Regions from separate parts of the Homo sapiens genome. Here region 1 is linked to region 2. A link is a loop called in an ENCODE intact Hi-C map of the cell type or tissue named here. Cell type or tissue: natural killer cell. All regions are shown on one strand. Each heading gives the region's core, and the rest is flanking DNA. Links, peaks and the distances in the headings are about the cores only. Region 1 holds the start of LOC105378844 (a long non-coding RNA gene). Region 2 overlaps LOC105378847 (a long non-coding RNA gene).

What was found. Hi-C counts contacts between places; a loop is a spot of excess contacts. Peaks named below come from ENCODE experiments on the same cell type or tissue, not always from the same donor. Only the 100,000 strongest peaks of a DNase experiment are listed, where the experiment ranks them.
Region 1: a loop joins it to region 2, with 20 times the contacts of the local background. A loop is called at or near these places in 25 of 110 quality-filtered maps.

What each region holds. Positions count from the first base shown.
Region 1 is chr1:89,477,939-89,486,628 of GRCh38, reverse strand. It overlaps LOC105378844 (a long non-coding RNA gene), which reads left to right and starts at 6,657. Exons shown (of 3, transcript XR_947581.2): 1 at 6,657-6,692. In natural killer cell, for the core only: CTCF peaks have their summits at 3,006 and 3,205 (motif pointing left); a DNase peak (open chromatin) is centred at 3,168; H3K27me3 peaks cover 253 bases.
Region 2 is chr1:89,982,958-89,991,647 of GRCh38, reverse strand. It overlaps LOC105378847 (a long non-coding RNA gene), which reads right to left. Exons shown (of 3, transcript XR_001738142.2): 3 at 4,830-7,971. It also overlaps the pseudogene RN7SKP272. Among named protein-coding and RNA genes, the nearest start is that of ZNF326, 7.8 kb to the left of the region's middle. In natural killer cell, for the core only: CTCF peaks have their summits at 4,019 and 4,222 (motif pointing right); a DNase peak (open chromatin) is centred at 4,257.

The sequences.
Region 1 (8,690 bases), core at 1,255-6,254, 500 kb after region 2:
CCTGCTGGGCCCCTCTGACCATACCTGACACAGCGTTGGCAGTGTCCTCATTCTACTGATCACCACCACTCCCCACTTAGCTTCTGGATTTTACACAGCCCATGCCAAGCCCAGACTCTGCTAGAATCCTCCTGCCATCTACCCAAAGCTCTGGTTAACCTGGCAGGCTCACTGCCATAATGATTCCAGGTAGAGATCCTCCCAGATCCCATTTCCTGTAAAACCAGCAAATGTCTTGGATGTCTCTCTCTGGATCCCTCAGGCAAACAGTCACAGCATCCTGCCACAGAGAGCTCAGATTTGTGTTCCACACCAGTCCAGTGTGCTCCCTAACTGCAGGCAGCACTGATTAAGGTCTTCAAGGGTCTCCTGAAACACTTCCTAGACCTAATTGAAGGACAAAGCTCTTTTCAAGAGGTAAGTTTGTAATTCTACCCTCTGTGTCTGTTCTCAACCTTTTATGTCTTCGATGTGGATGACAGGTTTTAAATGTATCAAAACTGGTTCTCATAATTTTATTTGAAAATTTATATAGAGTCTGACAATCACTTTGGGATTCAGTATCTACTGTATCTTGATGTGTGAGACAAAAATTCCTCTTTGAAATCCTATCATACAACAAAATAGATCAATCGAAAAGGTTCTCATAAACAAATGAGAATTAGGATACAGGTAATTTAGAGTTCCTTGGCATACAAAAGAAATAGGAAAAATAAGTATCCTTATTCATCATTAGAAACTGAAGCCCAGGTATCATCCCCTGATCATAAGAGAATATGATAAGTGCTCCTCCTCGTTGCTTCCACTGTACTTTATATATTGCTACTATCATAGCTCTTACCATTTGCTTTTAAATTTACTAGATTTTAAGCTTCTGGAGAAAATGAGATATATTTATTTTTATTTGTACCTCCTGTGCCTAGCACAGTGTCTAGAATATTGTGGAAACTCAATAAATGCTTATTAATCTAAATTAAAGAGATATGGATTTCTACTTAGACTCTCATGATATTTGATTGGCTTAGGAATGTAGTATTCCTCTTTCCCAGGCTCTTTATCAGTAAAATGGGAAAAACACCAATTATCTTAACTAATAAAGATGAAAACTAGTAAAAATGATTTAAAAACCACTCTTAAAACAAAAGGATTTATAAGCACTAGTCGTCAGTTCTATCATGCTCCATGTCTGGCAGTACCGTCTCCCCACATGGGCTGTTAAAATGACCTAGAATCATAAATTTTTGTCAGTCTATTAGATAGGAAGGTGAACTCTGTGTTCCTCTGTGGGATTTGTTGCCCTCATAGTCCTTGAAGAATCTTAATTTATTATATGGATAAAAAAATAAAGTTAAGCTAAGAGAACTTTCGAATTAAATTGTACCTTTTGTTTTGTTAGCCATGAACAGTCATAGAGCGACAGCAGTAGTACTAGAAAAAGCATGTAGTCTATTTTTGTAACATCTTTTTGTTAAACATCTGAAAAAACAAGAGGGGCCCAGTCTGTTGTTTGCTTAAGCTTCTGTGAAATGTGTCCATCCAATTCAGCATATGTCAATATGTTCCTCATTTATTGCTGTGTAAAAATTATCTAAAATATATAAGCTGAAAACAATAAATATTTATTGTCTCATAGTTTCTGCGGGTCAGGAATATGAGAGAGGCTTAGGTGGATAGTTGTGGTTCAAGGTTTCTCATGTGGCTTCAGTCAAGGTATCTTCCAGGGCTGTTGCCATCTGAGTCTTAACTGAGTCTGGAGGAGCTGCTTGACTGACAGCTATGGCTGTTGGCAGGAGGCTTCAGTTCCTCTTCACATCAGCCTCTCCATAAGGCTCATGACATGGCTTCCCCCAGGGACAAAGAAAGCAGATTCCAAGGGTAAAAGCTGTAGATTTGTAATAACCTAGTCTTAGAAGTGAATATTGTTACTTTCAGTGTATTCAAATTGTTAGGAATTAGTCATTAAAACCAACCTATACTCAAGGGGAGGGGAATTAGGCTATACCTCTTAAAGGGAGGAGAGTCAAATAATTTGTGGACATACTTTCCAAACCACCACAGGCAACATGCTGACTTAAGAAAATAGTCTTAGATAGTTTTAACTTCTTTGTTTTTCAGTGTGACTTTAAGATGTAAAATATAAAATTTTATGTATAAAATATCTTACGGTAACCCAACTTCCCCCAGAAGTAAACAATTAAGTAGTAGTATTATATGAAGGCACTAAAGGAAGAAGTCATTAAATTTTATGCTATAGCTCAGGTGAAAAGGAAAATATCTTGCATCTGTGGCTAAGTTATAAACCATTGACATCAATTAGCCTCTTTTTGCCATAGCAGTGAAAATGGGCAACTCTTGCTGATGGCTTTATCTTAAAGTGTCTTCAGATGTGTGGTTAAATATGCGGTCAAAGGGTTTTCATCATCTACCTTGTCATTATATATACTTCCTTTTTGTTGACTTCTAGTTAACTTTGAAAAGTCAATCCATTCCAACCTAAATAAGTATTTTATAGAGAACATTTATAAATTTATAAAATAAAAAGCTGCCATTAAATATTATTACAGACATAATATAGTTGTACTTCTTAGAGATGTATGTAATTGTTACAGAACCTTGCCAACTTTCATTTTCATTCTCCCTTTATTTTATTTTTCATATAGATGTAGAGCAGAATATTAGTCTTAGTATTAGTCTAGTAGTACTAGTATTAGTCTAATAGCATTAGACTAGTATTAACTATTAGACTAGTATTAGTCAACTAATTAGTATTAGCCTAATAAATATAGATAGCATTCAATGGCGTAAAAGGCTGGAATGGTTCTAGAACAGTTCTGTTGTCATGTTATTCTGGTAGGAACAGAATGAAGTTTACTAGGAGAATTGAGGATGGAATAAAGAGCTTATTCAATTTTCCCTAATATATGGGCTGTTTGAATTGGAAGAAATCTGTTCTATTATTAAGAACATGGAAGAAATCTATTATTAAGTACAATCAAGAAGCAGGAAAAAGAACTGCCACTGAGTACCCCTTTTATCCTTCTTGGACAAGGGCAGAACATTGCACAGGATTTGGAATGGATGCAGCTAGTGATTAAGGTGATGTTAGTGATTTCTATTGTAGTACTGACTGTGTGGCCATAGATCTCACAGCCTTGGAATCAGTGTGCTTCAAGCCTCGTATCGCCCTCTTGTGGCCAGAGTTCATCTACTTATAGAAATTCTGTTTCTCACAGATTCCTCTTCTAGAGTTACATCAAAAATAAAGGATTGTTTCTCACTGCTTTCTTCCTCCCACAAGAAACTCATTAGAAGTGGGAACCTTATTTATCATGAATTTATCTGCTTTATGTGCTTACCAGCAGTAGGAATCAAGACATCAAGACATCCTTATCATCACCGAGTGGTTGGAGATTGTTACTGTTTCTTCCTTGTACTAGAGTCTGTATAGAACTCAAGGCTTGTTTCCTTTTCATTTTGTCCCAATGTATGATTATTACAAGCAGAAATATAAGAAATGCCTGATTATGTATGTTGACAAAATTATGACCTTGGAGAGATATTACTTGGAGATATATATTTATTAATAAAATCTCAATAATTTCATAAATCATTCAATTGTCATATTGAGGTGAAGCAACTTATATTAATATATATCAGAAGCCAATAATATAATTAGAAAAGTAACACTATCTGATAGTGATTTGTGATGTTGATGAAAGAGGCACTTCCTAAACATCTAACTTAGATGTCCGTAATATGCTCATTTACTAATAGGTTTCTAAGATTATCACAGCAGGTGCTACATATCATCATCACACTTTGTCAACTCAAAATAATTTTTACCAACTCCTACTTTCCACTGTGGAAGCATAATAAACAAAATAAAGACCTGCTTTTTTATATTCCTATTTTTAAAATGGAAAAAATTAGAATTAAATATGTCAATCCAGAAAATGAATAAATTATGTGTTCAGCTCAATAAACTATCAGTGCCACCTACTGAATCACATACCAAAGCTTCAACACCAGAAATACTTGGTAACATACTCCTCTGAGAAACTAAAGACAAGAAGTCAGCTACAACTAAAGACCCTGCACAAAATCCCGGAACACATTATTCTGACTTCTTGTGCCATTTTGGCAGCTTTTAATCTTTATACGAATGGAACCACACAGTATGTATTCTTTAGCATTTGGTTTCTTTCGTACATCATTATGTTTGAGAGATTCATCTATGTTGTGATGAGCTACAGTTCTTCCATTTTAATTGCTCTATAGTGTTCCATCATGTTCGGCATATATAGCCTCTTTATCTTTAAAAAATGCTCTCTGTTTCAAAGCCTAGTTTCTAATATTAATATACCTGTACCAGTTTTTTTTGGTTAAAATTTTTATGGTATATCATTTTTCTATTATTTTAATTTCAACATTTCATTCTAATATTTTACAGTGTGTCTCTTGTAAGCAGAATATAGATAGGTTTGTAATATTATCCAGTATGATAATCTTTGTTTTTCATTTGGGACACTTAATCCATTTATATTTTGATATGGTTTGGCTGTGTCCCCACCCAAATATCATCTTGAATGCTAGCTCCCCTAATTCCCTTATGTTGTGGGAGGGACCAAGTGGGAGGTAATTGATTAATGGGAGCAGTTTCCTCTATACTGTTCTCATGGTACTGAATGAGTATCATGATATCTAATGGTTTTATAAGGGGAAATCTTTTGCTTGCCTCTCATTCTATTCTCTTGTCTGCCACCAGGTGAGATGTGACTTTTGCCTTCCACCACGACTGTGCCCGGTCTTGGGTATGTCTTTATCAGCAGCAGGACAATGGACTCCTACAGTAAATTGGTACCAGTAGAGTGGGCGCTGCTGAAAAGATACCCAAAAATGTGAAAGTGACTTTGGAACTGGGTAACACGCAGAGGTTGGAACAGTTTGGAGGGCTCAGAATAAGACAGAAAAATGTGGGAAAGTTTGGAACTTCCTAGAGACTTGTTGAATGGCTTTGTGCAAAATGCTGATAATGACATGGACAATGAAATCCAGGTTAATATGGTCTCTGATGGAGATGAAGAACTTGTTGGGAACTGGAGCAAAGGTGACTCTTGTTTTAGCAAAGAGACTGGTGGCATTTTGCCCCTGCTCTAGAGATTTTTGGAACTTTGAACTTAAGAGAGATGATTTAGGTATCTGGCAGAAGAAATTTCTAAGCAGCAAAGCACTCAAGAGGTGACTTGAGTGCTGTTAAAGGCATACAGTTTTAAAAGGGAAACAGTATAAAAGTTCAGAAAATTTGCAGCCTGACAATGTGATAGAAAGGAAAATCCCATTTTCTGAGGAGAAATTCAAGCTGGCTGCAGAAATTTGCATATGTAATGAGGAGCTGAATGTTAATCCCCAAGACAATGGGAAAAATGTCTCCAGGGCATGTTAGAGGTTTTCACGGCAGCTCCTTCCATCACAGGCCTGGAAGCCTAAAAGGTAAAAGTGGTTTCTTGGGCCAGGCCCAGGGTCCCTCTGCTGTGTGCAGTCTAGGGACTTGATGCCCTGCATCCCAGCTGCTCCAGCTGTGACTAAAAGGAGCCAAGGTACAGCTCAGTCCATGGCTTCAGAGGATGCAAGCCCCAAGCCTTGGCAGCTTCCATGTGGTGTTGAGCGTGCCAGTGCACAGAAGTCAAGAATTGGGGTTTGGGAACCTCCGCCTAGGTTTCAGAGGATGTATGGAAATGCCTAGATGTCCAGGCAGAAGTTTCCTGCAGGGGCGGGGCCCTCATGGAGAACCTCTGCTAGGGCAGTGTGGAAGGGAAATGTGGGATCAGAGCCCCCACACAGAATCCCTGCTGGGACACTGCCTAGTGGAGATGTGAGAAGAGGGCCACCATCCTCCAGACCCCAGAATAGTAGATCCACTGATATCTTGCACCATGCACCTGGAAAACCTGCAGAAGTCAATGCCAGCCTGTGAAAGCAGCCAGTAGGGAGGCTGTACCATGCAAAGCCACAGGGGTGGAGCTGCCCAAGACCATGGAAATCCATCTTGCATCAGCATGACTTGGATGTGAGACATGGAGTCAAGGGAGATCATTCTCGAGTTTTAAGATTTGACTGCCCTGCTGGATTTTAGACTTACATGGAACTTGTAGCCCCTTTGTTTTGGCCAATTTCTTCCATTTGGAATAGGCGTATTTACCCAATACCTGTACCCCCATTGTATCTAAGAAGTAACTAACTTGCTTTTGATTTTACAGGCTCATAGGTGGAAGGGACTTACCTTGTCTTAGGTGAGACTTTGAACTATGGACTTTTGAGTTAATGCTAAATGAGTTAAGACTTTGGGGAACTTTTGGGAAGCCATGATTAGTTTTGAAATGTGAGGAAATGAGATTTGGGAGGGGCCAGGGCAGAATGATATGGTTTGGCAGTGTCCCCACTCAAATCTCATCTTCAACTGTGGCTCCTATTATTCTCTGGTTTTGTGAGAGGGACCCGGAGATAATTTTATCATAGGGACATGTTCCCCCATACTGTTCTCATGGTAGTGAATAAGTCTCATGAGATCTGATGGTTTTATAAGGGGAAACCCCTTTCACTTGGCGCTCATTCTCTTTTCTTGTCTGCCACCAGGTGAGACTTGCCTTTCTCCTTCTGCCATGATTGTGAGGCTTCTTCAGCCACGTGGAACTGTGAGTCATTAAATCTCTTTCTTTTGTAAATCACCCAGTCTTGGGTATGTCTTTATCAGCAGCATAAAATGGACTAATATTTAATATAATTACTAATATATTTATGTATATTCACATTGTTGTGCATATATTACCACCATCCATCTCCAGAACATTTTTATTTTCTAAAACTGAAACTTCATGCCCATTAAACAATGACACCCATTCCACCTTCTTTCTAACCCCTGGGAACTACCACTCCATCTTCTGTCCCTGTGAATTTGACTAATAAAGGTATGCCATGTAAGTGGAATTATACAATATTTATCCTTTTATTCTTTGCTTATTCCACTTAGTACAATGTCTTCAGGATTCATCCATGTTGTATCATGTGTCAGAACTTCATTCTTTTTTCTAGAGATCCATTTTAGTTAAAAAATTTTCTTGAGTTTCTGAATATCTTCTAAATCTTTTTAAATGTTACTTTTTATTTATTTATTTTTTGATTTCCAACTTTTATATTAAGTTTAGGGGACATATGCAGATTGCACAGGTTTGTTACACAGGTAAATGTGTGCCATGGTGGTTTGGTGCACAGATAACCCAATCACCTAGGTATTAAGCCCAGCATCCATTAGCTATTTTTCCTGATGCTCTCCCTCCTCCCACCACCTACCGTGCAACAGGCCCCAGTGTGTCCATATGCATAGCCATATCCCCTCAATATGTCCATATGTTCTCCTTATTCAGCTCCCACTTATAAGTGAGAACACGTGATATTTGATTTTCTGTTCCTGTGTTCGGTTGCTGAAGATAATGGTGTCCAGCTCCATCCATGTTCCTGCAAAAGACATGATCTCATTTTTTCTATGGCTGCATAGTATTCTATGGTGTATATGTACCACATTTTCTTGATCTAGTCTATCATTGATGGGGATTTAGGTTGATTCCATGTCTTTGTTATTGTGAATAGTGCTGCAATGAACATACATGCGCATGTATCTTTATAATATATTGATTTATATTCCTTTAGGTATATACCCAGCAATGGGATTGCTGGTTCAAAAGGTATTTCTGCCACTAGGTCTTTGAGGAATCACCACACTGTCTTCCATAATGGTTGAACTAATTTACACTTCCACCAACAGTGTAAAAGCATTTATTTCCTCCACAACCTCACCAGCATCTATTGTTTTTTTGACTGTTTAATAATGGCCATTCTGATTGATGTGAGATGGTATCTCATAGTTTGATTTTCATTTCTCTAATGATTAGTGATGCTGAATTTTTTTTCATATGCTTTTTGGCTGCATGTGGTCTTCTTTTGAGAAGTGTCTGTTTATGTCCTTTACCCACTTCTTAATGGGGTTGTTTGTTTTCTCGTAAATTTGTTTAAGTTCCTAGTAGGTGCTGGATATTAGGCCTTTTTCAGATGGATAGATTGCAAAAATTTTCTCCCATTCTGTGGGTTGTCTGTTCACTCTGATGATAGTTTCTTTTGCTGTGCAGAAGCTCTTTTGTTTAATTAGATTGCATTTGTCAATCTTTGCTTTTCGCATCTTTATCAAGAAATCTTTGCCAGTGCTTATGTCCTGAATGGTATTGCCTAGATTTTTTCGTAGGGTTTTTATAGTTTTTGATTTTACATTTATATCTTTAATCCATCTTGAGCTGATTTTTGTATATGGTGTAAAGAAGGGGTCCAGTTTCAATTTTCTGCATATGGCTAGCCAGTTCTCCCAGCACTATTTATTAAATAGGGACTCCTTTCCCTATTGCTTGTTTTTGTCAGGTTTGTTGAAGATCAAGTGGTGTTTAATGTGTGGTCTTATTTCTGGGTTCTCTATTCTGTGCTATTGGTCTATGTGTCTGTTGTTGTACCATTATCATGCTGTTTTAATTACTGTAGCCTTATAGAATAGTTTGAAGTCCGGTAGCGTGATGCCTCCCTGTAGATTCTTTTTGCTTAGGATTGTCTTGGCTATTCAGGCTCTATTTTAGTTCCATATGAATTTTAAA
Region 2 (8,690 bases), core at 1,316-6,315:
CCTCCTCTTCATCCCCACTGCCACAACCTAAGTTTAGACTCTCATTATCTCTCTCCAAAACTATTGCCTCAGCTTCCTAATTAATCTCTCTGTCTTTCAGCCTCCTCAGGGTTGCAGTGATCTAAATGCAAATCTCAACATGTCATCATGCGTCTCTGTCAAGGATTAGGTGTAGTCAAATCTCCTTACCCTAGAACACATGCAGCAGGATCTGGCCACTGCCTGAACTGCGTCATCTCTCTGCATTTCCCTTGCCTCCTCTCTCCCACACTCTCTCTTTTGATTACCAATTTTAGGCGACAGGTTCCCAAAACACCCCTGTGCTTTTTCATACCACTGAACTTTTGCTTATGTTGTTTCCTCTGCTTGGAACACCACCTGGTTAACCGTACTCATCTTCAAAACACAGCTCAGGATTTATTTCCTGTAAGAATCAGTCCCAGATCCCAACCCCACCCCCTGGGTCAGTACTTCTCAAATATTTAGCATGCAAATGATTCACCTAGGGACTTGTTAAGACAAAAATCACATTCAGTCAGTCTTGGGTGGAACTGGACAGTCTGTATTTCTAACAAACTTCCAGGAGATGCTGCCGCTGGTGGAGCCACACGTGGAGTAGGAAGGCCTTGGGTTCTGTGACTGCACTATCTCCCATGCATTAAATACCCTGGCTTTATGTCTTCCCACATTAAAAGCTCTTTGGGATTAGAATCAAGACTTCTTTGCATCTTAAGTGCCAAATATATATGTTTACCAAGAAAACTGAGTTCTCACTGAATGTTTTTAGCTTTTTTTTCTTATAATTTTCCCCCCGTTTTCCTCTGGCAAAGAAATGATTTTGTAGCCTGAGGTCTTTAGGTGTTGGCATGACTAGAAGGGAATAAATATTGGGTCATTGTATTTGTGTGTCATGTGTGTATGTGTGTGCACACACACATACACACACACGCCCCTCTTCCCTAAAAGAGAAGACTGCCAGACAAGGAATTCCTAACTTAGAAACAAACCTGACCTTGGCACAAATGCATGGAAAGCCACAATACACATATATTTTCTCCCTTTCCTTCCTGTTTCCCTCCTCTTTCCCAAATAGGAGGTGCTGTTCCAGAGGCAGATGGCCATACCGCAGAGATATCTCACAATACATGAGACTATCCAGCTGTCTCCTAATTCATTTATTAAACGAATATTGACTGAACACCAACTATGTACCAAGCATCATTTTCTCACTTCACAGTTATCTCTCTCCCACCCCCTACCCCCCACAGTCTAGCTAGGCTGCCTGTCCTGTTCTTACTTTGTTAGGCGCAGATTTTTATCTTAAAGGGCCAATGCTTTGTACAAAGTCTCATGCCATTTCATCTTCCATATATTTTACAACAGATGGCAGGTAAATAATGCCAGACCGGCAAAGTCCGAAGTAAAATAAAAAAGAATAGGGCTTTTTATGTGAAGATGTAAAAGGATATAGGGCTGAAGTCAAGAGAAGACTTCTGGGAGAAGGAGGAAATGTGAGGTTACACCTAGGACCTGATCCTGAGGGAGTTGTCAGAGAAGCCCCACCCTGGAACCTGAGAAGAACTAAGTGAGTGGACTCCCTGAGGAGCCAGGGACCTTTGTTCCTCATCTCCTAACCACCTGCCTACATTCCTTCTGCTCTAACAACACAGGCCCATCTGCTGTTCCCCGAACAAGCTGTGTATTTTCACTTTCCCGGACTTTGCTCATGTTGAACTCTCTGCCTCTATCATGTTTCCTCTCTTCCTTTGCCATTCTTCAGGCTCAGTATAAATGTTGCTTCTTTGTAAACCTCTCCCGAAGTTCTTAATCAGAATCCCCTTCACTCTCTGTAACCTTATAAGTGGTTATCACAGCTGGATTTTTGCTATAATTAGTGAGTGAATTAGTTATATCCTTGCCTTGCTTCTTGTTCACACTCTTTGAGTGTGGAGACCCTTCTTTGCAACCCTTTGTATGGCCTGTACATAGCACATTGTCACTATGTATGTTGAAGGGGAGGAGCATCAACCAAATGATGAAAAAACTTAGACTGAAATGAGGTCTCAGAGCTTCTTCTGCAGAAAATCACTGTTGTACAATTACTTTGGAGAGAAGGTGACAATAGCATTGCAAAGGAGAGTCTTGATTACACGATGCTTTCCTAATTTGCCGCCAAATAATTCTTCCTCCGTGTTCTTTTTTTGTTCTTGTTTTGTTTTGTTTGTTTGTTTGTTTTTCTCTGCAGCCCAAGCTGGAGTGCGTGGCGCGCTCTCCGCTCACTGCAAGCTCAGCCTCCCGGGTTCACGCCAGTCTCCTGCCTCAGCCCCCTCCCCGAGTAGCTGGGACTACAGGCGCCCGCCGCCACGCCCAGCTAATTTTTTGTATTATTCGTAGGGACGAGGTTTCACTGTGTTAGCCAGGATGGTCTCGATCTCCTGACCTCATGATCCTCCCGCCTCGGCCTCCTAAAGTGCTGAGATTACGGGCTTGAGCCACCGCGCCCGGCCATCTTCCTCCATGTTCTTTAGGGAATCCATAGAGGCTTAGAGAAGGAAGTCAAGAGCTAACAATTACAATTACTATGGTACAGCCAAGCAGCCAAACTTAAAGTAATTTCTACTGAGGATCTGAGGTCATATCAAAGAAGAGCTAGTTACAGGGCCACAATAGTGGAAAACTGCTGAAAACAGCTGGTATGACAGCATTGAATGAAATGTTATTTTATACACGGGAAGATGTCTCTCCCTGGTTTTAATATAGAACTACAAAAAGATGCAAGTGTCTCTAAAAGCTGAAAGGAATAGCAATATAAATTACAATTAACCTTTATTAAGGCCTATATGTTCATAAATGTTCCGAAGCACTTTACAGGTGTTAACTCATTTTATCTGCTCAACAATGCTATGATTGTAGGTATTATAATCATCCTTAATTTATCAATGAGGAAACTGACCCAGAAAAGTAAAGATTTGTTCAAAGTCACAAAGCTAATGAAGTGTAGCACCAAGATTCAAACCCAGTCAGCCTGGCTCCAGGGCTTAAGCTTGCATCTCTGTCATTTTGATGTACCTACTGTGCTCTACTGAGGAATTCTGATGGATACTTTACAAGCCCATTTCTTTACAATAAGGTAGGTTATACCCTTTCCCAAACAAGGAAAACTGAAGAGAAGTTAAGTAACTCACTCAAGACCATACAACCAGCAATTGCTGGCTTCATATTTATGATAAATATTGTTTAGTCATGCTTAGGTCTATTGGTGTATGGAGCCAACCTTGTAGAGCCAATACCATCATCAGAGTCCTCAGGTTTGAAAAAAAAGACTTTGCTAATCTATAGAGGATTTTTATATAATTGTGCATAATGCGGTCAAACAGAACTATTAATACATATAAGGTAACTATGTAAGTGATCAAATGCTTTGTCCTATGCTCCAGGTCTTCCTCAGATTAAAAAAAAAAAACTGGTTCATTTTATATGAATTTCTTTTCCCAGAAAGCAAGGTAAAGTTCCAAATACAAAGTGCTTTCAAAATGTAATTGATACCTTCCTTCATTGGTTACATATTATATAAAGTACACTTTTCTGGAAAATGAAGTATATTCCCTTATAGGAACTCAGTTACAACTCTGAATTATTGCCATTCATTTTATCTTACTTTTGTGTTACACTCCATCATAAATTTTAATTTACCAAGTATATTGACAGCAAGCTGGCTGTGACATGTCAACCCCACTGATTGCCAGAACTGATTTGCTGGATCTGCCCTGTTAAGATGGTGTCCCATTTCTTCCTGGCTCTGCCACATGTGTTTTTCCAAAATCTGGACACTTTACTGGAGAGGATGATTTCTCTAGATGGAGAAAGACCATGGTCTACAGAGAATCAAGTTCTTCTGCTGGAATACTCAAGGCATGTTGAGTAGGTTCCCCTGCCTGACTGTGTCTCTCCCAGTAGTTAAGATAATGAGCCACTTGAAGGTGGAGATTTCATCTTTGTGTCTCCAGCCTCCTAGCACCATACCTGGCATGTGTTAGATTTTTTAAAATGTTTCTTGAATGAAAAAAAAGGAAACAGACACACAGCCGGCTCCTGTATTCATATAGCTTCAATTCTACATGAAGGCAACACCTATAAATAAAAATACAGACACAGAACATTCAAACATGCATGGACACAATCTAAACCCCCTTCTTTAGAGTCCTTACACAGTTTACAAACGGAAAAGGCACCATCCTAGAATAGCCAGTAGAGGGCATCACACACCAAATGTAGTCAGAATGTGGCTACAGAAATTGAGTTCAAGTTCTAGTTCCTGCTGATCTGAAGGATTCTAAATGGACACCAAAGCAGAGAATATTGTTGGCCTGTGCTCTGCAAGTACCTGTATTTCTATTTTGGTGTAATCACGGATAGAAATGTTCCTGTTTGCCTCATTTCATTTTCAGAGATGACTTTTAAAGCATGAAACAGTGAAAAATGCTTATTATAATGGCAAATTTGAAAAGCAAGATACAAAACTGCTTAGGTCTATTGGTGTATGGAGCCAATATGAAATCTGATAACTGCTATGTCAATAAATTTTCTTAAAAGACAAAGCAAACCTGGCATGATGGTGTGTGCCCAGCTATCCTACTTGGGAAGCTAAGGCGGGAGGATCGCTTGAGTCTGTGAGCTCGAGGTTGTAGTGAACTGTGAATGCGCAGCTGCACTCCAGCCTGGATAACAGAGTGAGACCCTGTCTCAAAAAAAAAAAAAAGAAAGAAAAGAAAAGAAAAAGAAAAGACAAAGCATTGAAATAAAATGGAAAGAAGAAACATGAACAGTGATTCTCTTTGTGATGACTTTTTAGATATACATGCATTTTTATTTTTCTGTATCCTCCAAATTTCTTGAGCACTTTGATAATGTAAAATATATATTTGGCACAAAACAAGATTTAATATTTATTAATGGGTAGCGTTTATGAAAAGTTCTCTGTAGCCACATATTGTGTTTCATTCTTTTTGGAGATATAGTTATTGATGGTGGGTGTGGGGAACCTCTATTGGCCATTTAAGTCCGTGGTTCTTGATAGTGGCTCTTCATTGGAATCACCCAGGGCACATCTCCATCGCCAAACTCAGGCCTCACTTCAGGGATTCTGATTTGATGATGAACCTAAAACTATCAACAATGTTTATTTTCAAGACACTTAGGAGAGGTGCTATTAGAATAAGTGCTCTTCTGTTTCAGTAACTTGTACCTCTTGAGAAGAAAATGTCAAGTCTAGAAAAAGAACTTCAGAGATTGAATAACCACACACTAACTGATTGATCTATGTGTGGGAAATGGTGTAACAACTACACCCTGAATCAGGGCTGCCACAGTTGTATGTGTGTATACAACTTACAGCTCTAAAAACTGGCTTGATTCCAACATTTCCTCTAACTACCCTGCAGCCCTTGGGAGATAATTAGCTAATGACAGTAAAGGGCTTTTAAACTTGAAACATGTTATATAAATGCTAAACACAGGAAACACACAGAGGATTTCCACTGATTGCCAATACTTTGCAACCAGAGACAATTGGACACCTCTTTCAGCCAATTTCTTTTTTTTTTTTTTTTTTTTTTGCAACTGAAATCTTCCTAATCTTTAATCCCAGGGAAACAAAGGAAGTTCTTTTTTTAATGCCTTTCCTACAAATCAAAGACCTAAGAGGGTTGCTCCTTTGACTATCTCACAAGTGAGGTTCCAACAAAACACCACGTTGTAATGTGGTTTGTATGGATGAAGGTTTTGCAGTTCGCTGGTTTGCTTGTATAACTGAAGCTGGGTGCTACCCAAAAAAAGGGTCATACCAGGTTGTCCAGTAGGAGTCCTGGTACTACCCTATACATCATCTCTTGTTTAAAGCAAATAATTTGTGCATGTGGTAATAAATCACATTGTATAAAATAATTTCCATTGAAAAGCAATAGCCTTTCCTCCCTCCCCTTCTTGCTCAGCTCCAGTTCTTCTGCAGAGAAAAACTTCCTTGTTTCATCTGGTATGAGATCACTTGGTGTTTACTTCCATTGCACTCTATATTGCTCTTCTTGGTTTACCAACTTTAATCAATAGCGTTAATTTCACAGTATAAAAATGAGCACGTCTCATATTACCCTCCTCTTCCCAATGTTTAAAACAGTAATCATATATTTTATTTCCTCTTTTGGAACTAAACTTTTATATTTTTAAATAAGTACTCAAATTTCTATTGATTTTTAATAGCATATCTCTGGCTTTCTGTTCTATAAAATGTAGTGGCTCCCCTTCCCATTCCTGCACTTTTCTTCTCTCTTACATTTTTGTCAGCTATACTTTACAACTAACAAAATGGTTAATATTTGTATTGTGTACTGCCATCATAAAAAACTATTTTCTACTTTTTTTATAGGTTGACTTTAGAAGTTAAAAATCTACATAATTCCTTCCAAAAAGTGAGAGGTGACAGCGTGCTGGCAGTCCTCACAGCCATCGCTTGCTCTCTGCGCCTCCTCTGCCTGGGCTCCCACTTTGGCGGCACTTGAGGAGCCCTTCAGCCCGCTGCTGCACTGTGGGAGCCCCTTTCTGGGCTGGCCAAGGCCGGAGCCGGCTCCCTCAGCTTGCAGGGAGGTGTGGAGGGAGAGGCGCGGGCGGGAACCAGGGCTGCGCGTGGTGCTTGCGGGCCAGCGCGAGTTCCGGGTGGGCGTGGGCTAGGCGGACCCCGCACTCGGAGCCGCCAGCCGGACCCACCGGCCCGGGCAGTGAGGGGCTTAGCACCTGGGCCAGCAGCTGCTGTGCTCAATTTCTCGCAGGGCCTTAGCTGCCTTCCCACCAGGCAGGGCTTGGGACCTGCAGCCCGCCATGCCTGAGCCTCCCCAAGCTCCGTGGGCTCCTGTGCGGACCGAGCCTCCCCGAGGAGCGCAGCCCCCTGCTCTATGGCACCCAGTCCCATCAACCACCCAAGGGCTGAGGAGTGCGGGCGCACGTTGCGGGACGGGCAGGCAGCTCCACCTGCAGCCCCCCACTGCAGGATCCACTGGGTGAAGCCAGCTAGGCTCCTGACTCTGGTGGGGACTTGGAGAACCTTTATGTCTAGCTAAGGGATTGTAAATACACCAATCAGCACTCTGTATCTAGCTCAAGGTTTGTAAACACACCAATCAGCACCCTGTGTCTAGCTCAGGGTTTGTGAATGCACCAATCCACACTCTGTATCTAGCTACTCTGGTGGGGACTTGGAGAACCTTTTTGTCCACACTCTGTATCTAGCTAATCTAGTGGGGACGTGGAGAACCTTTGTGTCTAGCTCAGGGATTGTAAACGCACCAATCAGCACCCTGTCAAAACAGACCACTCCGCTCTCTGTAAAATGGACCAATCAGCAGGATGTGGGTGGGGCCAGATAAGAGAATAAAAGCAGGCTGCCCGAGCCAGCAGTGGCAACCCGCTGGGGTTGCCTTCCACACTGTGGACTCTTTGTTCTTTCACTCTTTGCAATAAATCCAGCTGCTGCTCCCTCTTTGGGTCCACACTGCCTTTATGAGCTGTCACACTCACCGCGAAGGTCTGCAGCTTCACTCCTGAGCCAGCGAGACCACGAACCCACCAGAAGGAAGAAACTCCGAACACATCCTAACATCAGAAGGAACAAACTCCAGACGCACCACCTCAAGAGCTGTAACACTCACCGTGAGGGTCCGCAGCTTGATTCTTGAAGTCAGTGAGACCAAGAACCCACCAATTCCGGACACAAAAGTATAATAAGGAAAGGGGGAGAGGACAAGTGATCATACATTGGAGAAACCTGGTAAACTCTAGCTCAATCAGGTGATTGAAGTCAGGGTCAACAGTCATACTGATAGTATGTACTATCTATACATAGTATGAATGTGCTCTTGACTTCATGTGATAAAAATGGCACCTTACCTTTGCGGTCCTCTTCACGAAACCAATCACCCCAGTCTAATAATGAGAAAAAAATAAAAATAAAAAAATCCCAAGTGAGAGACAGTCTACAAAACCGTAATTAGTACTCCTCAAAATTCAAAATCATCGAAAACAAGAAAAGCCTGAGAAACTGCTATAGCCTAGAGGAGCCTAAGAAGACGCGGCAACGAAATGAAATGTGATAACCTGGATGCGATGAGATTCTAGAAGAAAGACATGAGGGAGAAAATAAAAAAAACTGCATAAGTTATGAACTTCAGTTATTAATAACATCAGTACTCATTCATTAATTGTAACAACTGGACTATACTAATGTAAGATGTTAATACGGGAAACTGACTGCAGGGTATATAGCAACTCTCTGTACTATTTTGCAATTTTTCTGTAAATTTAAAACAGTCCTAAAAAATAAAGTTATTTAAAATGTTTTTTAAAAAATAGAAACAGGCTGGGCACGGTGGCTCACTCCTGTAATCCTAGCACTTTGGGAGGCTGAGGTGGGCAACTGCCTGTGCTCAGGAGTTTGAGATCAGCCTGGGCAACATGGTGAAACCCTGCCTCTACTAAAAATACAAAAAATTAGCTGCGCATGGTGCTGTGTGCTTGTAGTCCCAGCTACTTGGAAGGCTGAGGCAAGAGAATCCTTGAACCTGGGAGGTGGAGATTGCCATGAGCCAAGATTGTGCCACTGCACTCCAACCTGGGTGACAGAGAGAGACTCTGTCTCCAAAAGA